Linked DNA regions of Homo sapiens: region 1 is linked to region 2. The links are chromatin loops, found by intact Hi-C in ENCODE. Cell type or tissue: ascending aorta. All regions are shown on one strand. Links, peaks and the distances in the headings refer to the core of each region. The heading gives the core; the rest is flanking DNA.

What was found. A loop is a pair of places that touch in the nucleus more often than their neighbours do. Peaks named below come from ENCODE experiments on the same cell type or tissue, not always from the same donor. Only the 100,000 strongest peaks of a DNase experiment are listed, where the experiment ranks them.
Region 1: it touches region 2 in a loop (3.0-fold over the local background); 2 of 110 quality-filtered maps call a loop at or near these places.

What each region holds. Positions count from the first base shown.
Region 1 is chr10:15,429,345-15,439,370 of GRCh38, forward strand. No RefSeq gene overlaps it. Among named protein-coding and RNA genes, the nearest start is that of FAM171A1, 63 kb to the left of the region's middle. RefSeq lists an enhancer at 4,766-5,060. In ascending aorta, for the core only: a CTCF peak has its summit at 4,911 (motif pointing right); DNase peaks (open chromatin) are centred at 5,427 and 5,681; H3K4me3 peaks cover 1,290 bases; H3K27ac peaks cover 4,712 bases.
Region 2 is chr10:15,527,063-15,537,456 of GRCh38, forward strand. It overlaps ITGA8 (integrin subunit alpha 8), which reads right to left. Exons shown (of 30, transcript NM_003638.3): 28 at 3,988-4,089. Among named protein-coding and RNA genes, the nearest start is that of FAM171A1, 160 kb to the left of the region's middle. In ascending aorta, for the core only: no CTCF peak of the experiment used is centred there; no DNase peak of the experiment used is centred there; H3K4me3 peaks cover 510 bases; H3K27ac peaks cover 6,559 bases.

The sequences.
Region 1 (10,026 bases), core at 1-8,000, 99 kb before region 2:
TGGGCGACAGAGCGAGACTCCGTCTCAAAAAAAAAAAAAAAAAAAAAAAAAAAATAACATTTATAGTCCTTGCAGACAGTTTATCATCACGTTGCCTCATTAAATGTAGTTTGCGTTATTTTTATTGTTGTTTTTGTTTGTTTGTTTTTGAGATAGGGTCTCCCTCTGTCACCCAGGCTGGAATGCAGTGGTGCAATGTTGACTAACTGCAATCTCCGCCTCCCGAGTTCAAGCGATTCTCCCACCTCAGCCTCCTGAGTAGCTGGGATTACAGGTGCCTGCTACCATGCCCACAGCCCGGCTATTTTTTGTATTTTTAGTAGAGATGGGGTTTCACCATATTGGCCAGGCTGGTGTCGAACTCCTGACCTCAGTTGATCCACCTGCCTCAGCCTCCCAAAGTGCTGGGATTACAGGTGTGAGCCACCGCCCCTGGCCTGTAGCTTGTTTTCTTTCTTTCTTTCTTTCTTTCTTTCTTTCTTTCTTTCTTTCTTTCTTTCTTTCTTTCTTTCTTTCTTTCTCTCTCTCTCTCTCTCTCTCTCTTTCTTTCTTTCTTTCTTTCTTTTCTTTCCTTTCTTTCTTTTCTTTCTTTCTTTTTGAGGCAGAGTCTCGCTCTGTTGCCCAGGCTGGAGTGCAGTGGCGCCATCTCGGCTCACTGCAAGCTCCGCCTCCCGGGTTGGCGCCATTCTCCAGCCTCAGCCTCCCGAGTAGCTGGGACTACAGGCACCTGCCACCACACCCGGCTAATTTTTTGTATTTTTATTAGAGACGGGGTTTCACTGTGTTAGCCAGGATGTTCTCGATCTCCTGACCTCGTGATCCACCCACCTTGGCCTCCCAAAGTGCTGGGATTACAGGCGTGAGCCACCGCACCCGGCCGCTTGTGTTATTTCTTATAGGAATCAATTATTTTAAAATATTAGAAGGCAATAGACTGGAAGCTTAAAAAGCCATTTGATGGTAATTCAGCCTCTTAGAGCTTCAGTCTTCTAAAACCCTGTAAGTCGGGGCCAGGCGCGGTGGCTCACGCCTGTACTTCCAACAATTTGGGAGGTCCAGGAAGGTGGATCACTTGAGGTCAGGAGTTTGAGATCAGCCTGGCCAACATGGTAAAACCCCTTCTCTGCTAAAAATACAAAAATTAGCCAGGGGTGGTGGTGCACACCTGTAATCCCAGCTACTCGAGAGGCTGAAGCAGGAGAATTGCTTGAACTCAGGAGGTGGAGTTTGCAGTGAGTCAAGATCGTGCCACTGCACTCCAGTCTGGCTGACACAGTGAGACTCTGTTTCAGTAAATACATAAGTAATAAATAAATAAGACTTAGAAGTGGAATGGCAGCATTACGCATTCACATATTCTACTTCAAAATGCCAAATAGCTCTTTGAAGTAGTGGCAACAACCTCTACTCCTACTCCTACCTGTGGTGTTTGAGAGCTCCAGGTGTTCATCATCCTCCCCAAACCCCTGCTTTTAAACACTTTGATATTGAAAATTTTGAATATATACAAAAATAGGGAGATTAATGAACCTTTAAGGTCCTGTCATTCGATTTTAATAGTTACTAATTCACAGCCAGTCTTGAATCATATATACCGATCACACTCCTGCAGGTTATTTGAAGCAAATTTCAGTTCCAGGATAACACTCTGAAAGATAAGAACTCTTCATTTTTTATTTTTATTTTTTGAGACAAGGTTTCACTCTGTCACCCAGGCTGCTGTGCAGTGGTGTGATCACACCTCACTGCAACCTCAACCTCTCAGGCTCCAGCGATCCTCCCACTTCAGCCTCCTGAGTAGTTGGGGCTATAGGCACGTGCCACCATACCCAGCTAATTTTTAAAATTTTTGTAGAGATAGGGTCTCACTACGTTGCTCAGGTTGGTCTGAAACTCCTGAGCTCAAATGATCCTCCCTCACCCTCCCAAAAGTGGTGGGATTATAGGCATGAGCTACTGCACCCAGCGAGGACTCCTTATTTTAAACATAACCAAAACACCATGATTACACTGAAAAAATAATCATCAATCTTTCCTTGTTGAAATAAAATAACCAGCCACGGTTCAAATTTCACAACTGTCTCATAACATTTTATGGTTGGCTTGACTCACATCCAAAATAAGATCCATAAATCACAATTGTTGATATGTTTCTTCAATATATTTCAATTGGTGGGTTCCCTCCCCATCTCTCTTTTTTTTTGGTTGGTATTTATTTATTGAAAAATAAAAACAGGATTGTTTGTTCTATAGAGCGGAGGTCCCAAACCCCAGGCCACAGACTGGTACTAGTCCATGGCCTGTTAAGAACTGGGCTGGCACAGCAGGAGGTGAGTGGCGGGGGAGTGAGCAAAGCCTCCTCTGTATTTACAGCTGCTCCCCATTGCTCACATTACTGCCTGAACTCTGCCTCCTGTCAGATCAGTGTGGCATTAGATCTAATAGGAGCGGGAACCCTGTTGTCAACTGTGTGTGTGATGCATCTACGTTGCGTGCTCCTTATGAGAATCTAATGCTTGATGATCTGTCACTGTCTCCCGTCACCCCAAAATGGGACCATCTAGTTGTAGGAAAACAAGCTCAGGGCTCCCATTGATTCTACATTATGGTGAGTTTTATAATTATTTCACCATCACCTGAGGTCAGGAGTTCAAGACCAGCCTGGCCAATATAGTGAAACCCCATCTCTACTAAAAATACAAAAATTAGCCTGGCGTTCTGGTGCGGGCCTGTAATCCCAGCTACTCGGGAGGCTGAGGCAGGAGAATTGCTTGAACCAGAAGGCGGAGGTTGCAGTGAACCGAGATGACACCACTGCCCTCCAGCCTGGGCGACAGAGCGAGACTCCGTCTCAAAAAAAGAAAAAAAAAATTATTATACATTACAGTGTAATAATAGAAATAAAGGGCACAATAAATGTAATGCACTTGACTCGTCCCAAAACCATTCCTCCCAGCCCCGCTCCAACCGCCCACCGGTCTGTGGAAAAATTATCTTCCATGAAACTGGTCTCTGGTGCCAAAAAGGTTGGGGACCGCTGCTGCAGAGGTTCTCACAGCATGGATCTTAGTGAGTACATGGTGTGGAACATGCTCCTCTCTCTCTGTGTGTTCTGAAAACTGGTGTCAGAGTTCGATCAGATTTATGTTCAGTTTTTTTTTGATCCCATAGTTTGCAAAGTGCTCTTGTACCTCCTTTCAGAACGTGTTTCCAGGCAAGGAATTTGGAATTCCCTGCAAGGACAAAGGTCATGTTTTCAAACAATGAGAGGCAACATTCCCAGTTATACATATACATGTTCTAGGTAATTTTTCACTTCTTTCTTTTCCTACATTTGATGACAATCTTGGGAAGTGGGGGGAGTTGTCAGATTGAAACATTTACAGCATCAAAATAATAATTTCTAAGCCAAAGCCAACTTCCCGTGCACTCTGGATCCTGCTCCTTCTCCAATGGTAATCTAATTTTACCTTTGATTCCATCCAGTATATACGGGATTGGAGTCCAGGAAACTGAAAAATTATCTTTTGTATTATCTTTTATCGTTCTCTTTAATTAATAAAAAATAAACCAGACATCCTTCCAAGTTTCCAGGCTATTTGGCTGGGTTAAGAGAAGGCAGAATAAATACAGTGAAAGCTAGTTGCTCAAAAAAACAAGAAACAAAACTCAAACCCAGAAAGAAGTTATATAGTATTTTCTCACTCCATTCTTGGTTAAAATTCAGTCTCAGCGAACAATTTGTTACAAAAAAAATTGAAGTCTGTAATATTGTTGAAGTTTATCTCATTTTTTTCTTTAAATTTATCTATCTCCCTTTTTTCTTTAAATTTCTCCCTTAAATTCTGGATTGAGAATTGACAATTGATTTGAGAAATGGAAGAAACATAAAGGAGAAAAGGGAGCCTTCTGGTTTAATGTGACGTAAAGTTCATAAAGCTGGAATGAAACTGTGCTTTTCATGCTTGGTTTAGGTGCCTAAGACATTTCAAATGATGGCTACAAATATACATAGAATAGGGGGAAATTTCTCTATTCTTTCCTAAGCCTTGGGTTGGTTTCTGGGGAATATTAACACACACAGACTACAGACTCCCTTTACAAAGCTGGGCATTTTCACACATGCAAATACAGTTTTGGGGGCTGGTGAGCATTATTTGAGTGGTTGCTTGGTATCGTTTTTTAAAAAAATAATCATTTTCAATTATCTTTATTTATCTGTTTTAATTTTTTAGAGACAGGGCCTTCCTCTGTCTCCCAGGCCAGAGTCCAGTGGTGCAATCATAGTTCACCACAGCCTCCAACTCCTGGACTCAAGTGATCCTCCTGCCTCAGCCTCCCGAGTAGCTGGGAATACAGGCATGCACCAAGCCAGGCTCTTCTTGTTTAAATTCAGTTCAGTGAAATATTTTTAAAAAACAGAATCTAAATATTTAATAGCAAATAATGGGATAACATTTATTAAAATTGTTTTTAACTTTGAGACCAATAAGCATATACACAAACATATAAAGAAAGTATTTTGCAGGATGGATGGCAATATTAACTTTCTTTATGACTCATTGTTGAGCTTTCCAAAGTTATGTTAGCTAAATTATTGAAGGGTTTCATTGATAGAAATTATGAAACCATCCTTGAATACAGACAGTTCACTAGCAGGCAAGCAATCTATATTTCACACAGCTGGAAGATGTGAGGAGATAAGGAGTAAAGGCTGTGGTGTGTTTATCACCGCTGATCAGCACACAGACTTCAGATATAAGAATGTGTTAAAACAATTTTTCCCCCAGGTTTTTCAATTATATGCTTTAAGACTGACATTATCAGCGGGATCACCTTTTAGAATGGAGATGAGCAACTTAACACATACAATACTATTAATAATTCTTCAGTTTTGTCCGTCAGCCACCAGAGGGCAGTATTTTCTCTCTTTCTCTTTCTCCCTCTCCCTCCCCCGTCTTTCTTTCTCTCCGTCTCTCTTCTTTTTCTCTCCATTTCCTTCCTTCCCCCCCTTCTCTTTCTCTCTCTCTCTCTCTCTTCTCTCTCTCCATTTCCCTCCTTTCTTCCCTCCCTCTCTGCGTCTCTTTCTCTTCTTTCTCTTCCTCCATTTCCCTTTCTATCGCGCACGCTTTCTCTCTCTACCTATTTCTCCCTCTTTCCCTGTCTCTCTCCCCCATCCTTCTCTCCTCCATACATCGCTTTCACTCCTCATCTCTCTCTCTCTCTCTGTCTCTCTCTCTCTCACACACACACACACACACACACACACACACACACACACACTGCATACTTCATGGAGATAACTTATCCCATGGGGGACTGACCTAGTTCTGCCTGCTCCCAGCGCCCCTCCCTCACTTTCTTGCACCATGTGCTCTGGTCCGGGCTGTCCTCAGAGCATTCACTCTGGTCTCCTGGATTCTAATCTTCCAGGGTGCTGCCAGGAGTGGTATTTTGACCACATATCTTTCCTGTTTAAGATCCTTCAAGGACAGCGTCTCTCTGGGATTCAGGGACATTTGGACACGTCTCTGTCTTAGCCACTTACCCCATGGAACTGTCATGATTGATTTATGTGCCCATCTTCCACACTGGCATAGGAACTCCTCTAGGATGGAGACCTGGCAGCAGATATTGTTTTTGGTAGCCTCAATTCCTAGCAGGATGCCAGACACATAGCACGCTGTGGCCTCAGTGATTAACCAGTCATAGCTGAGGAACTCTATATACTGACACTGTTGCATTTTGTCAAATATGTATGCGTTGACTCGCCCTCTCTGCCAGCCTCCGATTCACACCAGAGGAAGCTAAGGAGGGGTTTGAATCCTTGCATCAACCGGGGCTTCCCCTTGTTATATCCATTTAAAGAGGGCTCGAGGGTTAACCATTGCTTTAAACATACATTTATAGATTTTAAAAATTAGGCCAAATGTGGTGGTTCACACCTGTGATGCCAGCACCTTGGGAGGCCAAGGTGAGAGGATCACTTGATGCCAGGAGTTTGAGACCAGCCTGAGCAAAATAGTGAGACCCCCATCTCTAATAAAAACTTAAAAATTAGCTGAGCATGGTGGTGCATACCTGTAGTCCCAGCTACTCAGGAGGCTGAAGTGGGAGGATCACTTGAGCTCAGGAGATCAAGGCTGCAGTGAGCTAAGATCTTGCCACTGCATCCCAGCCTGAGCAACAGAGCAAGACTTTGTCTTTAAAAAAAAGAATAAAAAATAAAAATATATAATTAATAAAATATAAACATAAATAAAAATGGACCACCTTAGCAGAGATTAGTTGACAGCTGAGAGCAGGAAGGAGATCTGGGCTAGAGACTGGGAAGGTTGGGGTGTGCCTGGGAGAGGCTGGGGCTGGGGGCAGGAGGACAAAGTATCCCAAACAAGGTTTCCAGCGAAATCTTTAACGTTCACCAACAAGGCAGTGCTGGACTTGGTTTCACCACTAGCAGCCTCTCCTTCTCCATTTTTGTAACATGTGCTCTGTTTTACTTTGAGCAAGAAAATTAAGATATATGGTTTGGCTTTAAAAGGCATAGTTCTGGGGCTGGGCATGGTGGCTCACACCTGTAATCCCAGCACTTTGGGAGGCCAAGGCGGGTGGATCACGAGGTCAGAAGTTCGAGACCAGCCTGACCAACACGGTGAAACTCCATCTCTACAAAAATACAAAAATTAGCGGGGCATGATGGCACCCAGCTACTCAGGAGGCTGAGGCGGGAGAATCGCTTGAACCTGGGAGGTGGAGGTTGCAGTGAGCAGAGATCATGCCATTGCACTCCAACCTGGGCGGCCAAGCGAGACTCCGTCTCAAACACACACACACACACACACACACACACACAAAAAAAAAAAAAAAAAAAAAAAAAAAAAAACAAAACCAAAAGGCATAGTTCTTTTTTACCTGGCAACACACGCACATGGTAAACAGAAGTCCAAACAGTACAAAGGGGGTAGAATAAAAGTTGTTTTAAAAATGGCAAGCGAGGCTGGGTGCAGTGGCACGCCTATAATCCCAGCACTTTGGGAGGCCGAGGTAGGTGGATCACCTGAGGTCAGGAGTTCGAGACCAGTCTGGCCAACATGGCGAAACCTTGTCTCTACTAAAAATACAAAAATTATCTCGGCGTTGTGGCACACACGTGTACGCACAGCTGCTTGGGAGGATCACTTAAACCCAGGGGGTGGAGGTTGCAGTGAGCCGAGATCTCACCACTGCACTCCAGCCTGGGCAACAGAGTAAGACTCCATCTCAAATTAAAAAATAAAAAGGGCAGGCAAAATATCTCTTGCTTTAATTTGTCTATTTCATCTTGCTTAGTTTTTCTTTTTCTTTATTTTAAATGCCTTCCCAAAGCTTGAAACAATTTTGTTTCCAAAAGATTGGTCTACAGCCATAAGAGTTTCTAAAACATTACTGATGAGCGTTTTAAGGATGTCTTATCTAAAATGTGGTTATGCAGTCATTTGTATTTATACATCTCCTTCTCAAGTCTGGGTAAACAAAACTCATCAGAGCACTTACCAAAGTCAGTGGAGAGCAGCTGGTATAGGGTGCGCGTCAGGAATGAGTAAGGCAGGTGAATCAGATGTCTACCATTCGCACCAATTGCTGCAAAATCAAAGACAGATCAAAGCCCTCAGAATGGTTGGTCCGAGCTTGCAAACTTTTCCTTTTCACATCTTGCTGGCAAGTGCTATTCAGGGTGAAAAAGATCTGGGAGAGAACAAAAATGATTATTCTGTTTTGTCTAGATGTGGAAATTCTGCCCTAGACTCCTTTGAGTTTAGAAGAAAAGGTGAAAGTTATTGCTAGATCTAAATAAGTCCCAGTTGGGAAAGATCTCAAGACAAAAAATTTTCATGGCATGTTGATACTTCAAAGATGTAATGTGAGGAGGCTTTTATATTTTGGATTTGAATGAGTATGGTCTCTTCATATTTACTCCATTTTAAGGATATACATTCTTAAAGGGTGTTGACAATGTAAACATTTCTTAATGTGGTCTCAATTGCATTATTTAAAAAGCTGTTGAAATGGAAAAAGGAGTCCAGACTGGAGACACGTCGAAGATCTAGAGAAAAATCCAGTGTTCAAAGGCGTGTGATAAAATGAATGGGAAGGAAATATTTGGAGACAAAAACCAAAGAACCTAACGGAGAAGAGGATTTTTATGGCCATCTGAAGCTCCTACAGCATGTTAATCTGAACAGTTATGGTCCAAGATGAAAGTGTTTAGTACACTGTTCAGTAAATATTATTGTTGGTGATGAAAAGTTTATTATGGAGAAAAAGGGAATTTTGTGGATGAAGACAAAGAAAATTGTGAGGCAACATGTCCAGAGATCTTGAAGGGCTGCGAAAAATTTTTGAAATGTAGATAAAGAGTAAACTATTTTCTCCAAGTATACAATAAGAATTTGGAGTGATATAAAATAATTTATATTATATAATTTATATAATTATATGTAATATATAATTTATATAATTATATGTAATATATAATTATAATTATATAATGACAAACAATTTAGTTAACTTTTGCCTAAAACATTCCAAACAGAAATAACAATTTATACTAATTAAAAATTTACTGACATAAACTGTTCAGTGATTCACATAAACCTGGTAAAGATATGTGTTATTAATAATTATTCAGGCTGGATATGGTTGCTCACGCCTGTAATCCCAGCACTTTGGGAGGCCGAGGCAGGAGGATCAGGAGGTCAAGAGATCGAGACCATCTTGGCCAACATGGTAAAACCCCGTCTCTACTAAAAATGCAAAAATTGGCTGGGCGTGGTGGTGCGTGCCTGTCATCCCAGCTACTCGGGAGGCTGAGGCAGGAGAATCACTTGACCTCAGGAAGCAGAGGTTGCAGTGAGCCGAGATGATGCCACTGCACTCCAGCCTGGAAACAGAGTGAGACTCCATCCAAAAAAAGAAAAATAATAATAATAATAATTATTATCATTCAGACTTGGGCTGAGGTGGGAGGATCACTTGAGCCCAGGAGTTTGAGACCTGCCTGGGCAACACAGAGACCCCTGTCTCTACAACATAAAAATAATAAAGTCATCTGGACATGGTGGTGTGCACCTGTAGTTCTAGCTACCATGGAGGCTGAGGCAGGAGGATCACCTGAGCCCAGGAGTTTGAGGCTGCAGTTAGCTATGATTCTGACTGCACTGAAGCCTGGGTGATAGAACAAAACCCTGTCTCTAAAATAATATTAATGACAATTATTATTATTCAGACTTGGTACTGAATATTTACCATGTCTTCTGAATGCTCACATGTCTCACATGTTGAGTATTCTTGAAGAATACTTCAGCTGGGCATGGAGGCTCACACCTGTAATCCCAGCACTTTGGGAGGCCACAGTGGGAGGATCACTTGAAGCCAGGAGTTCAAGACCAGCTTGGGCAAACTAGCAAGACCCCATCTCTATGAAGGAAATTTAAAAATTAGCCAGGTATGGTGGTGTGCACCTGCAGTCCCAGATACTCAGGAGGCTGAGGCAGGAGGATCACTTGAGCCCAGGAATTTGAGACCAACCTGGGCAAAATAGCGAGAGCTGATCTCCATAAAAAGAATTTAAAAATTAGCCAGGCATGGTGGTATGTGCCTATCAGCTAGGCAGGAGGCTGAGATGGGAGGATCGCATGAACTCAGGAGTTTGGGGGTGCAGTGAGCTATGATCGCACCACTGCACTCTAGCCTGGGTGACACAGCAAGACCCTGTCTCATACACACACACAAAAGCCTCTCAAAGTTGGTTTCTTCCATGGGTATTCTTTTCTTCTAGGTAGCATCCTTGTGTTCCAATATTTACATGAAGATGATGCCTTGCTGTTTTTCCATTTTAGTTGAGCAAAATTTGTGGTAGGGGAGTCCAGAATGAGAAAAACAATGACAATTTCAAAAGCAGACCTCCCTTATTTTAGAACTTTGCCCTGGATTTCATTTTATGGCCAAAGTCCAGCTGGCCAACCTCTCTTACCCTGCACTGCCTTC
Region 2 (10,394 bases), core at 1,493-9,492:
TTCAGTGGGGTCAGAAGAATGTTTTAAATAAACGTACCAAGACACCCTACCTACGGTGCCATTTAGAACAAAATAATAACATGAGGTGTACTAGCTGAGCCCACATTTTGACAACATTTAAACAGTTTCCTTATGAGACAAGCAGTTCCCATCATAAATTTCAACTCCAAATAATTGTTTAATATAAGAGTTCCATATTAAGGTATTAAGGTGCAGAAGTTTTGCTAACAATTCTGAAAACCAAATGGGTTCACAGTTTACATATGAGTTTTTAAATGAAGATTTTCATGAAATATTTTGTAATAACCACCTTTGGAATTACACAAGACACTCCCACTTTCTGCTAGATGTAAATTATAGAATTGAGTGTTACTTGTATGGCATGCAAAGGCGAAAGTTCCTTGGTGAGCCAAAAAAGTGTTCAAATAATTGAATTTCAGTTTCTTCTGTTGCACTGTAACGATTCAGTGTTCAGGCATATTTCTTCGAATCATGCAATCTTTCCCTTGTCTCCGGACATGACAAGCATCACAGGACATGAGGAATTTTATTTGTTACAAACACAGATACTATGCAAGCAGCAAACGGGAATTGTGATTCTCTTCCATAAGTAAAGCTAATACGGGCCTCAAGAGATGGCTGAATTATGACCGTGTTGAAAAGGGAGTACAAACAAACTAATCATCACACAAAAGGGTCTAGGAAAACAAGCAAATAGTAGTCTCATTATAGAAGAAGGAACAAAGAATGACTTTCCTCAGGGGCAGATTAGAGCTCTGATGCTTCTCCAACTACCATTTCCAATGGATTCTACCACCTTAAAGCAATTCCCTTTCGGCTGGGCTTTTTTTTTTTTTTTTTTTTTTTTTTTGAGACAGGTTCTTGCTCTGTTGCCCAGGCTGGAGTGCAGTGGCGTGATCTCGGCTCACTGCAACCTCCGCCTCTCAGGCTCAAGCAATCCTCCTGCCTCAGCCTCCTGAGTAGCTGGGACTACAGGCGAGCATCACCACGCCTTGCTAATTTTATGCTTTTTGTTGTTGTTGTTTGTTTGTTTGTAGAGGCAGAGTCTCACTATGTTGCCTAGGCTAATCTCAAACTCCTGAGCTGAAGCAATCTGCCTGCCTTGGCCTCCCAAAGTGCTGGGATTACAGGTGTGAGCCGCCCTCTTGGCCCTGCTGGGCTCCCTTCAAGAGAAGAATGGCAAAGCCTTTGAAAAGAGCTCACTATAAAAAAATGTCTGCCAGCTCCACTCAGAGTTCTTCTCTCACATCAAGCCACAGTAAGGCAGCATTTCCCTGTGTGCTGCATAGCTAACTTTGCACTGGCAAGGTCTTCTCCAGTTAGTCAGATATTGGGAGACTTGAAATTGTTTCCATTCCTGGATCTTTTCCCAATAACCTTCACATAACTGATGTGGTAAATCACCTACATCAGATAAAAAGTCTTTTTTTTTTTTTTTTTTGGCAATTCAATAACAGGGGTGGCAGGGCTGGGGAAAGCATGTATCGGATTATTTTGTGGATCTTTTGAGATGAGTTGAGAACAGCAGGCTGTCACCTGTGGCCAGTGCAGAAAGATGCAATCCTGTGGATGGAACCAACCGTAACATGTGTTTCTGCTAGGGAGCACGTGCTTGGAAAAAACAAAAGGGCCCAGATTTATTTCCCTTAGAGCTATAAGCCTTTGAACATTTTTAGATGAAACTTCTATATTAAAATCCCAAAGCCTCTGTTTTCTAGGTTGAACATAAATCCAAAACACAGAGGACATCACTGGAAAGAAAAAGAGGTGGTCTAAATGAAGAAAGATGTGGCTGTGCTTGCTTTAAATACCACCGAAGTTTACTGAAATATTTTAACTGTGCACATCTATCTTTCTTCTCCCTTCCTTCCTTCCTTTCCTTCCTTCTTTCTTTCCTTCTTTCTTTCCTTCCTTCTTCCCTTCCCCTTCCTTCCTCCCTGTCTCCCTCCCTTCCTTTCTCCTTCCTTCCTTCCTTTCTTCCTTTCTTCCTTTCTTCCTTTCTTTCTTCCCTTCTTCCTTCCTTTCTTGAGACGAGGTCTCGCCCAGGTTGAGTGCAGTGCATGCGATCATAGCTCACTGTAACCTTGAACTCCAGGGCTCAAGTGATCCTCCCACAACTGTGCAAATCTTAATTGTCACTTTCAATTTGCACTTACTGGACTTAGCCAGAGAAGGGGAGACATTTTGAGAGGCTACTCTCATTTATTGAGATTTGACACTAACTTGTTCCAGGTACAATGCTAGAGCTTTATACAGATAATCTTATTGATCTTGTTAACAATTCCATCAGGTGGATGTGGTGGACTGTCTCAGAGAGGTAAAGTGACTTCCCAAAGGTTTCCTAATTAGAGCAAGGCAGAGCCAGGATCAAACCCAGGTGACTCTATCTTGAAAACCTTGGATTTTCCTCTAGGCCACCTGCCTGTGCTAGAAGCTCTCAACCCTGGCTCCCCTGCAGAATTGTCTCTCATAAGACTTTTAAAGCACAGTGTCAGGGTCCCACCCCAGACCTACTGAATATTTGGGGAGAAGTCTTAGCATGTATGTATTTTTAAGTTGCATGAGTGATGATTCTGATGCATACTCAGGGTAGAGAAACACAAATCAAGTGGTTAATTTAGATCACTGAAAGTAGACCAGGCTAGAAAGATTCAGTGTTACAATTAAGTTTATGATCTAGGCTAGAAAGAGATGACAATATTATCAACTTATCTACCATCCAAAGCAGTGCTTCTCAAACTTGACCATGCCTAGGAATGCTCTGATGATTTTGATAAAATGCAGAGCCTGGCTCAGCAGATCTGGAGAGGTCTGTTTCTGTAGTTCTAAGAACCTCCCAGATGATGCTGATGCCATTGATCTGCAATCACATTTTGAGTAACAAGGTCTGGGGGACCAAGAGTTCAAGCTGTGGATGGGAAATATCCACTGGCTACCAAGGGATGAAGGTGGAATCCTAATATTGTTTTTTGGAGCACTATGCTTTTCAAAAGTCTCTGACCACCTTCACAAATAACTGAAAAGGCAGAGTTTTGGTGATGGTGCCTGCTGGTCTCATCATTCATTCCTTTATCCCCTTTGCATGGCCTTGCCAGGTTGCAGAGGATGATCAGAGTTGTTCTGTGATAGATGTTTGGGTGTCAGTAATGTTTAGTAGTTTCAGTTTTTAATAAAGACATTTCAGCTGGGCGCAGTGGCTTATGCCTGTAATCCCAGCACTTTCGGAGGCTGAGGCGGGCGGATCACAAGTTCAGGAGTTCGAGATCAGCCTGGCCAACATGGTGAAACCCTGTCTCTATGAAAAATACAAAAATTAGCTGGGCGTGGTGGCAGGCACCTGTAGTCCTAGCTACTCGGGAGGCTGAGGCAGAAGAATTGCTTGAACCTCGGAGGCAACGGTTGCAGTGAGCTGAGATCGTGCCCCTGCACTCCAACCTGGGCGACAGAGCGAGACTCTCAAAAAAAAAAAAAAAAAAAAAAGACATTTCATTCAGTTGAAGCTCAGAGTAGACTTTTTTATTCCCTTCTAGGTCAAAATGAAGGTTCTTTGCATAGCAAGAAAAAATGACTGTCCAAAGCCATGCGGCTGCTCCGTAGCCTACTATCCCTAAGAAAGAATTTCTTCCCTTCTTACTTGACTAACCATGCTGTTTAAAATGAAAGAATCAGTACGATTTCATTGTAATGATAACTGCTATCTGAATTCCTCTGAATAAAATGTCTTCATTTAAAAATGGTATTAGTCCTGCCCTGTAATTTTCTGGGGTAGACATTTATATTGAAAGTTCAAAAACCAGATCAAAAGGCACTAGGAAATTACCAGACCAATGTAAGAAATTGGTGAGCTGAAGAGGAAAATTTTTCTCAAGTCAATGTAAACACTAAAGCCTAGCACAAGCTAGACAGTGATTAAAACAATTATTTCAATTAAATTATTTGTGCCTATATATATTTAAAGATACTCACTACTATGCTTCCTTCTGGGAGTTTTGCTGGCTGATCTGTATAAGGCATCTTCTTAACTTCAAAGGACACCAGGGATGCAAGAGCATAGGGATCATTTTTTCTCTGAAAGTAAAAGTATTTATTTAAATATATTTCATATAAAGTTTTTAAGAGTTATACTGGCAGCCACCTAATTATTTTTGGTGTTTTGCATTTCAAGGCAAAATTTCCTCCTTCCTTTTTAATTTTCTCTCTTTTAACTTTTTTTTCCTCCCACCCAAGCATTCATCCATCCACCCACACATCCATGCATCCATGCATCCATCCATCTAAGCGTCGAAGCGTGAATCCATCTATCCAAGCATCCATCTATCCAAGCATCCATCTATCCATCCATTTATCTTCTTCCTATTTCTAAGGAGAATTTATCTCATTAATAAAAGACTGTGTATAATAAGGTTAAAATAAAAACAGAAAATCAGAGTCCTAAAAAGGAGCAAGCAAAGAATTTATATAGTTACTGCTAGTGAAGGACAAAGGAGAAACATAATGGGTGACAAAATTCTTATCAGATGGACGGAAATATTTTAGGAGAGAAACTGGCAGTAAGTTATAAAGAAATGTATTGGCTGGGCGCAGTGGCTCATGCCTGTAATCCCAGCACTTTGGGAGGCCGAGGCCGGTGGATCCCCTGAGGTCAGGAGTTTGAGACCATCCTGGCCAACATGGTGAAACCCTGTCTCTACTAAAAACCAGAAAAAAAAAAAATAGCTTGGCATAGTGGCAAGCGCCTGTAATCCCAGCTATTCAGGAGGATGAGGCAGCAGAATCGCTTGAACCTGGGGGGCGCAGGTTGCAGTGAGCTGAGAGCACGCCACTGCGCTCCGACCTGGGCAACAGGATCAAAACTCTGTCTCAAAAAGAAAAAAAAATCGTAGTATATTTCACAGATTACACAAGACTCACAACAGGGTTTCTTGGCCTAAGCACTGTCAGCATTCTGAGTTAGGGTGGGGGTGGGGGGGCCTGTCCTCTGCATTGTAGGATGTTTGGCCAGCATCCCTGGCCCCTGGCTAGATGCTAATAGCACCCTCCCTCAGTTGTGACAATCAAAGATGCCGGCCGGGCGTGGTGGAATCCCAGCACTTTCGGAGGCCAAGGTGGGCAGATCACCAGGTTAGGAGTTCAAGACCAGCCTGACCAGGATGGTGAAACCCTGTCTCTACTAAAAATACAAAAAATTAGCTGGGCATGGTGGCGGGTCCCTATAATCCCAGCTACTCAGGAGGCTGAGGCGGGAGAGTTGCTTGAACCTGGGAGGCGGAGGTTGCAGTGAGCCGAGATCGTGCCACTGCCCTCCAGCCTGCGCAACCGAGTGAGACTCCCTCTCAAAAAAAAAAAAAAAAAAAAAAAAAAAAGCCTCTAGTTACAGCCAGTTGTCCCCAGGGGAACAAAATCACCCCAGTTAAGAACCACTGACCTAGAGCCAAACAGTGTTTTTAACAGAGCTTCTCAGTGAAAGCTCTGTTTGTTTAATAGGGTCTCATATTAACTGTTGATAAAAGTCAATGTTAAAATATTTAAGAGTGACTCAGGAAGGCTGCTTGGAGAACTGAAGCTTCTGTGGCTCTCTTTTGTTGGATACAATGGTTCGATCTACCCAGTGCTGGGTCCTAACTGGCTCATCATGGCTCTTGAGACCCAAGTGTTAATCATTTCAAGACTTTTGGGTGCCGGTTGTTAAACAGAGCCATTATTACAACTTAAATTATATAAATGTAAACTTAAGTAAATTATATTTCTAAAAAAAAGGTAATAAATACTCAAAACCTCATGCTTGCTATTTTATTACATTTGACTATTATCTGTGCTCAGGATGTGATTTATGTCTACTGTATCTGTAAGAGGAAACACTACATAATGGTGTGGGACCTGGCATCTCTTCCCAGCTCTGTATTCCGTGACGATCATGGTGGTGGCTTGAAATCAGTGGCAAATGTTACGGATCGGGGCTCTTTTTCCTTCCCAGAAAGTAGTTAGTAAAAATCTACCAGTACATCACTGTCTATAATCCAATGTTGGGCCTCATGAGTCCAATAATTTTCCTTAAATATTTTTTACAAAGTTCTTTTTCCCCTGTGGCAGAATTTTTTTCTCCATTAGATAAACGCTTTTTTCCTCTACATGGTAAGGGCAGGACATAGTATGTAACTTTTATATACTTAAAGTTACAATATCTTTGAATGTTTCTTTCTACTCCTACCCTCCAGAATAAACAACTCTACTCATTTGGGAAAATTCCTTTTTGGATGTTATTCTAATGATCTCTTCTCTCTTAGCATTTCCATTTTAACTAAAAGTCGGAGTTTTGTTTGTTTGAGAAGGGTTTTTATACAATTCGGAAACTTTTGCTCATAAAATCATGTGTGTACCTGGTGATTTCAATCTAATTTCCTTGCTATCCTCACTGATAGAAACAAGAGAAACTCTAGTAATGAGATCTTGTGGGTAAGGATTATAATTATATTCTCAAATGCGTTTCCATGCTCCCAAACCTCCAATGAAGAAGTTTTCTTTTATCTCCAAGTTCAATAAAAAATTGATAGAAAATATTACTGTTCTTGAAGTCATGTCTTTGATAAATAGTTTGAAAACTGCATCTCTGCATCAAAATCTTTCTAGATGGAACGCTTTTCTCTTACAGATTCTGCATTTATAAATGCGAAAGTTTCCTAATGCATCATAGACAGCATTTGAACTCTAGGATGTAGAATGTGGATTAATATGTTTCTCTAAGGGAACTTTCTTTCACTTCCTTCCTTTGCCCTTCCTGCTGTTGGCTGCAGTTTGATTTCTCATATTTTCCATTCATCACATCACCAATCTTTTTTTTTTTGAGACAGAGTCTCATTCTGTTGCCCAGGCTAGAGTGCAATGGTGTGATCTCGGCTCACTGCAACCTCCACCTCCCGGGTTCAAGTGATTCTCCTGCCTCAGCCTCCCAAGTAGCTGGGACTACAGGCAAGTACCACCATGCTTGGCTAATTTTTGTATTTTTTTTAGTAGAGTCAGGGTATCTCCATGTTGGCCAGGCTGGTCTTGAACTCCTGACCTCAAGTGATCCTCCTGCCTCAGCCTCCCAAAGTGCTGGCATCACAGGCGTGTGCCACCATGCCCAGCCTCATCACCAATCTTGACTGCCGTTTCTGGTGGTTGCTGAACTTCAGACATATCTGAGATCAGTCTCAGAGATTCTGATTCAGTGAGACTGAGATGAGACTGTATCTGACATATTTTTTGGAAGGTTCACATTGTTGTTTAATTTTTAATTTTTCTCTATTACTTTTCTCCCCAACTATATGATACAAAGATGCAAGGCATATTCCTTGGAATATAATGTCTATATCTTCTACAGAACCTAGAACAATGTGCACAGGAGAGCTTGCTTAATCAATACTGGATCTCTGACCACATGAATGAAGGGTGAATGAACACATCTAATGCTTTGGTCATTTGACGACCCTCCCACTCCATGTACCATCCATTTGATGGCAATTATGAAAGATCTTTCCATTATTGAATTGGACACCCTTTCCTTTCTCCCTTTAATTAGAGTAAGCAATTCAGGAAGTTGTAAAAGGTGATAGTGATATAAGATGAGGGCTACAGTTCCTTTGAAGGGGATATTGATAAGCTCTCACCTCCTCAATCTAATTGGTGTGTGCCTGGACGTAGCCTGGGGTGCTAGCAAATAATAGTGAGAGGTGACAGCATGCTGGCAGCCCTCACAGCCCTGGCTCGCTCTCGGCGCCTCCTCTGCCTGGGCTCCAACTTTGGCGGCACTTGAGGAGCCCTTCAGCCCGCGGCTGCACTGTGGGAGCCCCTTCCTGGGCTGGCCGAGGCCGGAGCCGGCTCCCTCAGCTTGCCGGGAGGTGTGGAGGGAGAGGCACGGGGGGAGAGGCGCAGGCGGGAACCTGGGCTGCGTGCGGTGCTTGCGGGCCAGTGTGAGTTCCGCGGGTGAGTGTGGGCTATGAGGGGCTTAGCACCCGGGCCAGCGGCTGCGGTAGGTGTGCTGGGTCCCCCAGCAGTGCCGGCCCACCGGTGCTGTGCTGGATTTCTCCCTGGGCCTTAGCTGCCTCCCCCAGGGGCAGGGCTCGGGACCTGCAGCCCGCCATGCCTGAGCCTCCCCCCACCCTCCGTGGGCTCCTGTGCAGCCCGAGCCTCCCTGACGCGCACCGCCCCCTGCTCCACGGTACCCAGTCCCATCAACCACCCAAGGGCTGAGGAGTGTGGGCACAGGGCACGGGACTGGCAGGCAGCTCCACCTGCGGCGCCGGTGCGGGATCCACTAGGCGAAGCCAGCTGGGCTCCTGACTGGTAGGGACTTGGAGAACCTTTATGTCTAGCTAGGGGATTGTAAATACACCAATCGGCACTGTGTATGTAGCTCAAGGTTTGTAAACACACCAATCAGCACCCTGTGTCTAGCTCAGGGTTTGTGAATGCACCAATCCACACTCTGTATCTAGCTTCTCTGGTGGGGACTTGGAGAACCTTTATGTCCACACTCTGTATCTAGCTAATCTAGTGGAGACGTGGAGAACCTTTGTGACTAGCTCAGGGATTGTAAACGCACCAATCAGCACCCTGTCAAAACAGACCACTGGGCTCTCTGTAAAATGGACCAATCAGCAGGATGTGGGTGGGGCCAGATAAGAGAATAAAAGCAGGCTGCCTGGGACAGCAGTGGCAACCTGCTGGGGTCCCCTTCCACACTGTGGCAGGTTTGTTCTTTTGCTGTTTGCAATAAATCTTGCTGCTGCTCCCTCTTTGGGTCCACGCTGCCTTTATGAGCTGTAACACTCACCTCGAAGGTCTGCAGCTTCACTCCTGAAGCCAACCAGACCACAAACCCACCGGGAGGAACGAATAACTCCGCGCTGCCTTAAGAGCTGTTAACATTCACCGAGAAGGTCCGCAGCTTCACTCCTGAGCCAGCGAGACCACGAACCCACCAGAAGGAAGAAACTCTGAACACATCCGAACATCAGAAGGAACAAACTCTGGACACGCTGCCTTTAAGAACTGTAACACTCATCGCGAGGGTCTGCGGCTTCGTTCTTGAAGTCGGTGAGACCAAGAACCCACCAATTCCGGGCACAGTAAGATAAGCAAACAGCCTGTAACACCACCTCTCCTAGATCAATCTGTTTTTTGTTTTGAACGCATTCTTCAAAAGTAAGGTTTCTTCCACCCTTGTTGGAAGGAAAAAAAAATGCATCTTCACTTTTAAAGAATGCTCTGGAGCTCCAAGGAATGGAAAACGTGGTTTATTAGACTGATCAGCAGAGTCAGCATCAAAGATACCCAAGTTCTGCGTTGTAGATCAGAGGCATGGCACAGGTGAGTATTTAATAACTCATGGAAAGCAATTACGGGCAGAGGTGTAATAGTGATTCCACATCCAAAGTTAAATGCTTCCAGTTGTGCTCTTTATGTAACAATAGTATTATTCTTATGTTCAATATAACCTCTCTCCCATATAGCAATCTACTCATGTAATAGCAATCACTGCCACATTGTAGGCAATTTAGGATTGAAAACCCAGCTGGGGTTAATATCCCTTGGCAACAATGAGGACCTTCGTCTTGCCCCAGCTGGCTATTAATCCCCAGAAAATGCCTTGCTCGTCTGTCATTACCGCATCATTTAAACCATGGTTTGTAGCTCACTGGCTGTCTCTATCATGCACTTTTGCACAATGATTTGCTTATAGGCATGGTACCAATAAAAGTGAGTTGGTAACAAACGGAGGAGTTAGCGACCTAGTGTGTCAGGCAATGACACAAGCTCTCCCACTCCCAACTTCCAGCTGCTTAATTCCTTCCCAATAATTATTTTAAAGCACATATCCATTTTATGTAGCCCGTTTTGAAATATTCAATATTTACCAGAAACCAAGCCTTTTGAGGTGACAAAACCTAAGGAATTAGTGGCAAAACTTTCACCTGTAAAGGAAATTTCTATTTCAAGCAACAATCACAGAATAGGGGACCATTTAGGATTAACCTACATACAATCTGTTTCTGACCAGTTTGCATGTTCGTTACATGGACAGAAACCAACATAACGCAACAAGTCATATCCACCAAGAATTGTAAACTTTCTAGCCTGGATTAGGAGGGCAGAAAACGTTTCCCTCTTCCTGGTTTGTATGACAAAACTGTTAATAGGCCCCAATGTACAGTGTATTCTTAGATTATAATAACGCATTCCTCTTTAGGATTTGGCACCTGACACTGAAATAAGCAGAAACTGTGGCAGTGCAGAAATTTGGGCTAAGGATGTGGGTGAGCACACAGCGAATTGTACCCGTCTTTCCCATATCTCTGGAAGTGATGCTTTTCCCTAGGACTTCAAAATGTTGC